3 separate regions of the Homo sapiens genome follow, and regions 1 and 3 are each linked to region 2. A link is a loop called in an ENCODE intact Hi-C map of the cell type or tissue named here. Cell type or tissue: Caco-2. All regions are shown on one strand.

What was found. Hi-C counts contacts between places; a loop is a spot of excess contacts. Peaks named below come from ENCODE experiments on the same cell type or tissue, not always from the same donor. Only the 100,000 strongest peaks of a DNase experiment are listed, where the experiment ranks them.
Region 1: a loop joins it to region 2, with 4 times the contacts of the local background. A loop is called at or near these places in 10 of 110 quality-filtered maps.
Region 3: a loop joins it to region 2, with 5 times the contacts of the local background. A loop is called at or near these places in 2 of 110 quality-filtered maps.

What each region holds. Positions count from the first base shown.
Region 1 is chr2:85,255,228-85,257,727 of GRCh38, reverse strand. All of the region lies in intron 3 of TCF7L1 (transcription factor 7 like 1), which reads right to left. Among named protein-coding and RNA genes, the nearest start is that of TCF7L1-IT1, 70 kb to the right of the region's middle. RefSeq lists enhancers at 787-1,510, 1,511-2,233. In Caco-2, no CTCF peak of the experiment used is centred here; DNase peaks (open chromatin) are centred at 293, 1,267, 1,557 and 2,187; H3K4me3 peaks cover 928 bases.
Region 2 is chr2:85,188,899-85,191,398 of GRCh38, reverse strand. All of the region lies in intron 3 of TCF7L1 (transcription factor 7 like 1), which reads right to left. Among named protein-coding and RNA genes, the nearest start is that of TCF7L1-IT1, 3.7 kb to the right of the region's middle. RefSeq lists an enhancer at 1,107-1,608. In Caco-2, no CTCF peak of the experiment used is centred here; DNase peaks (open chromatin) are centred at 1,278 and 2,271.
Region 3 is chr2:85,263,175-85,265,674 of GRCh38, reverse strand. The region is part of intron 3 of TCF7L1 (transcription factor 7 like 1); the gene reads right to left. Among named protein-coding and RNA genes, the nearest start is that of TGOLN2, 64 kb to the left of the region's middle. RefSeq lists an enhancer at 2,210-2,500. In Caco-2, no CTCF peak of the experiment used is centred here; a DNase peak (open chromatin) is centred at 945.

The DNA of each region.
Region 1 (2,500 bases), 66 kb before region 2:
GGTGGGTATGCTGTGCAGTGGGCGTGGGCTCCCCAGGGGATGCAAGGGGAAGCCAGTCAGGGTCAGGCAGGGCCAGAGCAGCCCCGTGGGCATGTGTGGCCAGCAGCTGGCACCACAGCCCTCTGTGAGCTGAGAAGGTGACCTCACTCCAAGGGGGGCCCTTGGAGCTATTTTCTAAAGCTGCTGCCTTTGATGCTTTCTTCAAATCCCATGAGCAAAGTGGCAAACTTGGGTGGGGAAGCCCCAGAATCTGGCTGCTGTGCAACTTCATTCTGTTTCCAAACAGCGGTGTGGGAGCTCAGCGCCCACTCCAGTGGGCAGTCCGAGGATGCCCTGGAGCTAAGCCGGGGAACCTGTTCTTCCTCCCTGCAGCTGTGCTGGACAGCCAAGGCCTTGGTAGGTCAGGAAGGAGGGATTTTTCTTTTTTTAAATTAATTTAAAATATTTAAAACTAAGGTGTAATATGTATACATAAGCAAGTACACAAATCTCGTGTGCGGCTCAATGAATCTTTAAGACAGGATTTTGTTCTGTTGCCCAGGCTGGGGTGCAATGGCTCAATCAGAGCTCACTGTAGCCTCGAACTCCTGGGCTCAAGCAATCTTCCTGATTCAGCCTCTCGAGTAGCTGAGACCACAGGCATGTGCCACTACAGCCAGCTAATTCTTAAAACTTTTGTAGAGATGGGGGTCTCACTACGTTGCCCAGGCTCTAGTGAATTTTTAATATGTAATTTTTTTTTTTTAAGACAGAGTCTCACTCTGTCACCCAGGCTGGAGTGCAATGGTGCGATCTCAGCTCAGTGCAAACTCTGCTTCCCAGGTTCAAGTGATTCTCCTGCCTCAGCTTCCCGAGTGGCTGGGATTACAGATGCCCGCCACCACACCCGGCTAATTTTTGTATTTTTATTAGAGATGGTTTCGCCATGTTGGCCAGGCTGGTCTCGAACTCCTGACACCTCAGGTGATCCACCCACCTCGGCCTCCCAAATTACAGGCATGAGCCACCAAACCTGGCCCAATATGTAAATATCAATGTAACCACCAGCCTAGATCAAGATGTAGAATGTTTTAAATTGATTATAAGTTGCAGAAGCAATGCATGAACACACTCTCCTTGTAAAGCATTAAAACATGAGCTGTGAGCCGACCCCTCCCAGTGTCCCGCCTACACACACAAGGCCCCACTGTTATATGTAATTGATTGTGTGTCCGGAAGCAGGGGCTTCCCCCTAGGCATTCCCAGGCCTCTAGGCAGCTGAGCAGCCTGACCCAACAGGTTTAGGGTCTTTCTCCTTGAACATTCTCTTCTGCCCATTCCCTTCCCCCACCCAAATCCTCCAACAGAGAAAGAGCCTGTGGATTTGGATAACACAACTGCCTCGCTGAGCTTCCTCCCTCCCCATCCTTACAACTGAAAGCGGTCTGACTCGGACGCTTCTAAGCTGTGGCTGCAGAGAACACAAAGAGCAGCCTTCGGCGCGCGGACGCACCATCGATGTACTGGGTTGGGGCGGGGGGGACGCCAACCGGCCCCAAAGCACATCGAAGCCAGAAACTGCCCGAACTAGTTACATTCCAGCAAGATTAGCACAAGGCCGGGCCTGCTCCTGCGCCCACCCCTCCTCCCCTCCTGAGCCATGAATAGGATTTTTAACTATTTCCCTCCCACTTGCTGTCCAGCCTCACACATGGACAATGCTCCCCGCTGTTTGCACATTAACCTCCCATTTGCCAGGCAGCTTCTCAGGGGCTGCAGATTAACATCCACCAACTCAGACAATCATCCCCGGGGAGGGGTGCAAGGGGCTCAGACAAAAGCTACAGACACTGAGCCCAGTCAATCACCGCACAGTGACCACTGGCCAACAGTGCAAGGGACTCCTGGACTCCAGACACACAGGAATCACCACAGGCGGCTCATTCCTGGCTCTGGGCACCTGCCCCACGTGGGACCAGAGAGGATACTCCCCTAATGCAGGCCTACAGCAACCAGAAGACATCCTCCCCACCCCATCTAATCTGGGACATTCTGGCCTAGGAGGGGCCCGAAAGGATCAGGGACTGAAGGGCTGGGAAGGCAGAGGGCAGCCTTAGGCAGGCCTCGCAGACCCAGCCCACCCTGTTTAGGCTTCTCCTTTCTCCCGGCAAAGCGGAGCTCTCAGGGGACAGAACAGGAAGCAGGTGCCTCAGGCCCCTGCCCTGGGGCTCCCTGGGAAAGCTGCCTGGTCTCTCAGCAAGAAGGGCCCCTGACTGAAGCAGCTTGTAGACATGATTCCATACATCAAAGCCATTTTCCTATTCCCTTGTGTGCAGGTGTGCACACAGGCATGAACTTGGAAACACAACAGCATGTAGGGGGGAGGGAATGGGGAGACAGCTGGACTGTGAGGTATGGGAATGGTCCTTCTATGTCCTAGGCCAGCAGCTCAGCCCCTGCATTTGTATTAAAAATCTCCTCCAGGTGATGCTCATGCACCCTGGTCCTGAACCAGAGGCCC
Region 2 (2,500 bases):
GCTGGCACCAGATCAGGGTCTGTGAGATGTCACATAGCACCTGTGCCTAACAGAAGAAGCTGGCGGGACCAGAGGGTTTGAAACCAATGTCATGTTAAGTGGTTCTACATCCCTCCCTTAGCCATGGGGCAACCTAACTCCTTCCTTGGGAGGAAGGCCATGCAGTGGGTTTGTGATCACCTCCCCAGGGTATGTGACAAGTAGGAAAGCTTTTCCCTATCTGTCCTCAGCACTGATACCACCACTCGGCACTGGCAGCTTGGCAAGTGTTTCTATATTGTGTGCTGCGTTTCTCCAAATAAGTTATAAGGCTCTTAAAGACTAGTAGAGGTATTTTTCCTTTTCTTCCTTCTTTCTTAACACTTAAAATTGAAGGAGAAATTATAAAGATAACTCAGTTCACTGCACCAGAGTCATTAATGCTGGCAGCAGCCCTCGCCTCAGTTGCTAAGAGCCTAAGCCCCCGTTTCCACTGAAGCTCTGCCACTCACCTTGGGAAGCCACTTAATATTTCTGAGCCTCAGGTATTGCGTCCATAAATGGGAATAATAACCTTTCCTACCTTAAAATGCCTGCAGCACTTACCACTCATACGTGGGTGTATATAACAACAGAACAGCTTAAGTCAGTGAAGTATTATGTACAAAGCTCTTAGTCCAGTAAGTTCCCAATAAATAGAAGATTCTACTATCTCTTTGGCTACTACTGTGACTGCTGCTGCTGTGATCCTTAAACACAATTTTGTAAAACTAAGAAACACAAAGGCTCCTTAGCATCTTGGCCTGTGCTTTTCATTCCCCCATGTTCCTAGGTCAGTCATCAGGTGCCAGAGGTTCCCAGGGTGTTGGCTGCCATATGGTAAGTGTCCATGAAGTCCATTCTCCCATCTCCACATCTACCACCAACTGGTTCCAAGTCAGCACCAGGTCCTGCCCTTTCCTGCAAACCAGCCACCCAAGACTGGCCTCTGCAGAGGCCTATGGTGCTCCTTACTCAGCCTCTCAAATTCCAAATGCAGATCCCTGGCCATCAGCACTCTGTTCTACGGCAACTTCCCACCTTGAAAATGTCCTTCGTCCCTCCAAGATCTCAAAGTCTACTCTCCTTGACCTAAGAGGTGAGCCCAGTCTTTTCAGTAAGGTGATCACACCCCAAGAGGCAAAATATTCTGTGGCCTCTTCAAAGGACAGTAAAGTACATCAGTGTGCCTGGGGCTATATGAAAGGAGCAGCAATGTAGTTCACTCCTTCAACAAGGACTTACTGAGTGCCTCAGGTATGTGGGACTATAAAGATAAAGAAGACAAGGTCTCTACCCTTAAGCAGGGGCTCCAAGAGGTGTACACAAAGATAAAAGCTGAAGGTCAGGACCAAAGATAAGCCCTAGCAGCCCTGAACTTGCTCATTCCCAGCTCACTGCAAGGTATTCCCACCCCTCCCTTCCAGAGGCTCCAAGTGCACAGAATGAATGAACCCCAAGTGGCTGTCCAGTGTCATTCCTCTGGGCTCACTCCCGGGCCCTGGGCTTCTCCAAACAATTGGAGGCAGGCCGAGTGGGCGCATTCTCATGTGCAAGGCTCGCAGCGCCCCTCTCAGCTGATTGTGTCCAGGCGGCCGGGGTCTCGGAGGCGCATGAATGCCCCTGAATGGGCCCTTTCAGCCTGATGGACAGGAGCTGAAAGCTGCACACACACAAAAGCCACTGGGCAGCTGGGAGGGCTCCAGCCCCGGGGTTTGCCCACGGGAAGGGAGGCCGTCCTTCCACAAAGAGCAGTGTGAAGACTTCTCCACTTTTCAATGGCATCCTCTGGCCGCCAACTGTACAGCACCCCTACCCCCACCCCTGATGGTGGTAACAGCAGCAGAGGATGGCACTACATGGAGAAGCCTTAGAGGGCTAGAGGCAGAAATTAAAATCCAACAAATAAATAACAGAATGCCCTTTTCTTTAAGAGCAGGATGGGGATCTGAGCCAAAGGCCCTGAAGGGCGCCTCCATGTGCCCATCATGTACATCTGTAAGCAGCATTCCTGACACCCACAGTGATCTTTAAGGACACAGACTGACCTGAGATTGTCTAACATGTCACCAAGAAAAATGATCTCGAAAGGACACGGCCAATATTTAAATCAGGAATGGAGAGTCCCAATTCTTGTGTCACTCACTTGGTATATTCCAGGAAAAAAAAAATCCCCGAAGCGACACTTGTATTTTTAAATAGGACCAGGAAGGGGAGAATCACCCATCTGGAATTCTTTTAATTGCTTCGGGGGGAAGGGCAGCCTCCACCAGTTGGAGGAGCAGAGAAGTCTATTTACACTGTTGCACACAAATATTTTAAGTTCACAGTCAGGTGGCTACTTTGGAAGGGACGATGCTCTGCTTCTGAGATCACATTACTTTAGAAACACCCCCCCAAAAAGATAATTAAAGATAGTTCCTCCTCATAATGCAATACTATAAGGAGCAATTAAAATTAAATTAGCTTGTCATAATAAAAA
Region 3 (2,500 bases), 74 kb before region 2:
TCCCAACCGTTCCCATTAGGGCCTGGAAAAATGTGACCTCAGCCGTTTGGAAGCCTTCAATGGTTCCTGGGCAACATACGCTGGGGCCAGTAAGTGCTGTGACTGCCAGCTGCACGAGTCCTTCCTTGGCTGAGGAAGGGTCCACTCTACAGCCCCGCCCTGGACACTCTCCTCCACTCTTTCCCTTCCAGAGGGATTCCCCTCTGGGGGAAGGTCTGGGCGCCAATTCAACCAGAGGAGACAACCCAGTCTGCTAGTTCTCAGATCTCACTGGCACCAGGGCTGCTGGGAGGAGCTTTAAAAACACTGATTCCTGTCTGCGTTCCCCATTATGATTTAACTCTTCCAGGGTGGGGCTTAAGCATCTACTTTTTTTTTTTTTAAGCTCCCAGGTAATATTAATGTGCGATCAGAGTGGTCCCCAAATGCTCACACCTACCCCTCCATAACTTTCTGTAGTTTCTACCCATTGTTTGGGCTTCTCTTTCAAAGATGACCTTCCTGGATCTATGGTCCTGTCTCTTTTACACTCTTCTTTCACAGCCCAGAGCAAGCATCCACCCACTTACCCATTAAACACTGTTTAGTGCTACTGTGTGCCAGGTTCATGGTTCTCCCCTACCTAAATCCTTGCCTAGAATACATATCTTCATTCCGGTGGATCCATTATAAGGCTCAAGGTGGAAGTTTCTGGTAAAAATGGAGAATCTATAACCTGACAGCAGCCCTCATAAATTAGCCATCACAAAGTGAGACAGGAAATGCCCACACAAGTTTCCTGATGGTTTATTGGACAAATTCAATATCATAACCCATATGCCATAAACACTCCTAACGGCGTTAGCACATTACATGCCTTCTTTCTGGGTTGGGAGAGGGGCTGCAACACATTCCCCCAACTCTCCAATCAAATCCAGGGCTTGGTCTTTATGGAATTTCAAGCATCCAGGCTAGGCTAGTTGGGTTAGGGAGGAGGGTACATTTCAGAGCACAAAGGCTCTAAAAACATTTCTCAAATCCCCTGTCACTTCCTGACTGACCTAGTAGAACACCAATTCTAGGCATAGCCTGTGCATGAAGTTGGTTACAGAACTTAACTTTCACAAGCAGCTGTTTGAGGACCGAGACTGGGTGGTGATCAGGTCTTGTTCAGGCCTGATGATGACCTGAAAATTCCACATCTTTGCCACTTCCTTCCTGAGCCCCCAGTTCCTATCCAGACTCTGAAACCCAATCACTGACCAGGTGACAACTCCATCTCATGTCCGAGGATTTGTGATGCATGCACAGCACCAGACTGGGTAGGTGTGGCCCATTTGAATACTTTTTTGTAAGTCCACTGGCCAAATTCTCATTTGATCCACCTTGATTTTCCATATTCCATTCTATCCATTCCTGGAGGTCAGGAGTACTCACGTAGTCACTCAGATACACGCTGAATTAAACTCCAAGTCATGGTTCAAATGGGTCATTGATTTCTTCCTCTTCAATTTCCATTTTTCCCTTCAAAGAAGGAAGAATGGGCAGGAAAAATCAGTGCAATTGGCTGGAGACCCACAGTTGGATGGGCCCTGTGCTGAGGCCGTCTCTCCCTTACAAGCTCTTTACAAAACCGTCAAACCCCCACTGTCAATGCCTCCACTCCCTCCAATCATTCGGCCCACTGCCACCTGCCTTCCACGTCACTGGCCCTGTTTTCGCTAAGGCCACTGCTGACCTCCTAACTACCAAACCCAATGTCATCTTCCAGGTCTTTTTCCTAAGAGGCCCCTCAGCTTCTGGGGCACCCTTTCGGCTGGTTTTCCACTTACTCCTCCAGCCGCTCCTCAGAACCTTGGCCTATGCCTCGAAAGCTGGTGTTCTCTGGGTAGTCTCCTCCTCCCCCTGCAGGTTGGCACCCACGCGGTGATCACGCTCATCTCTGCAGCTGGCTCCAGCCTTCCTCCTCATCTCCAAGTGCTTCCTTGACACCGTGCTACAGGCAGCTCAATCCCACACAGACTCATCAAAATCCAGCCCTGATCCTGTTTCCTACATCCTATCAACCAAGGCTCCTTTGAAAGTGAAAGGGAACACCTTTAACAATTATGATGGATGATGTAAACCAGGACATGCGGTCACCCTGAGTATTGTACAAACCTTGGGGATCATTCTGGCCTCTTCTCTTTCCCTCACTCTCTACAACTGACAGGGGACCAAGTCTTGTCATTCTAACTTGGACTGTCTCTCCAATTGTTCCCCTTCATCTCTGCTGCTCACTGCCCTGGACCTCTGTAAAGACTCTGAGCTGCCCTCCTGCCGGCAGCCCCTCCCCAGGCCAGCCCACCCTTCCTGTGATTGCATTACTTCCCCCCCTCCACCCTACCCCCAACAAAAGCTCCAGCGGTTCCCGATGCCTGCTCAGTGGGCATTAAAGCCCTGGCCTACCCTTCCCATCTCCAACTGCCTATTCCCAACAACACCCTCCATCCATTTTCTAGCCAGCCAATCATTCCATTCT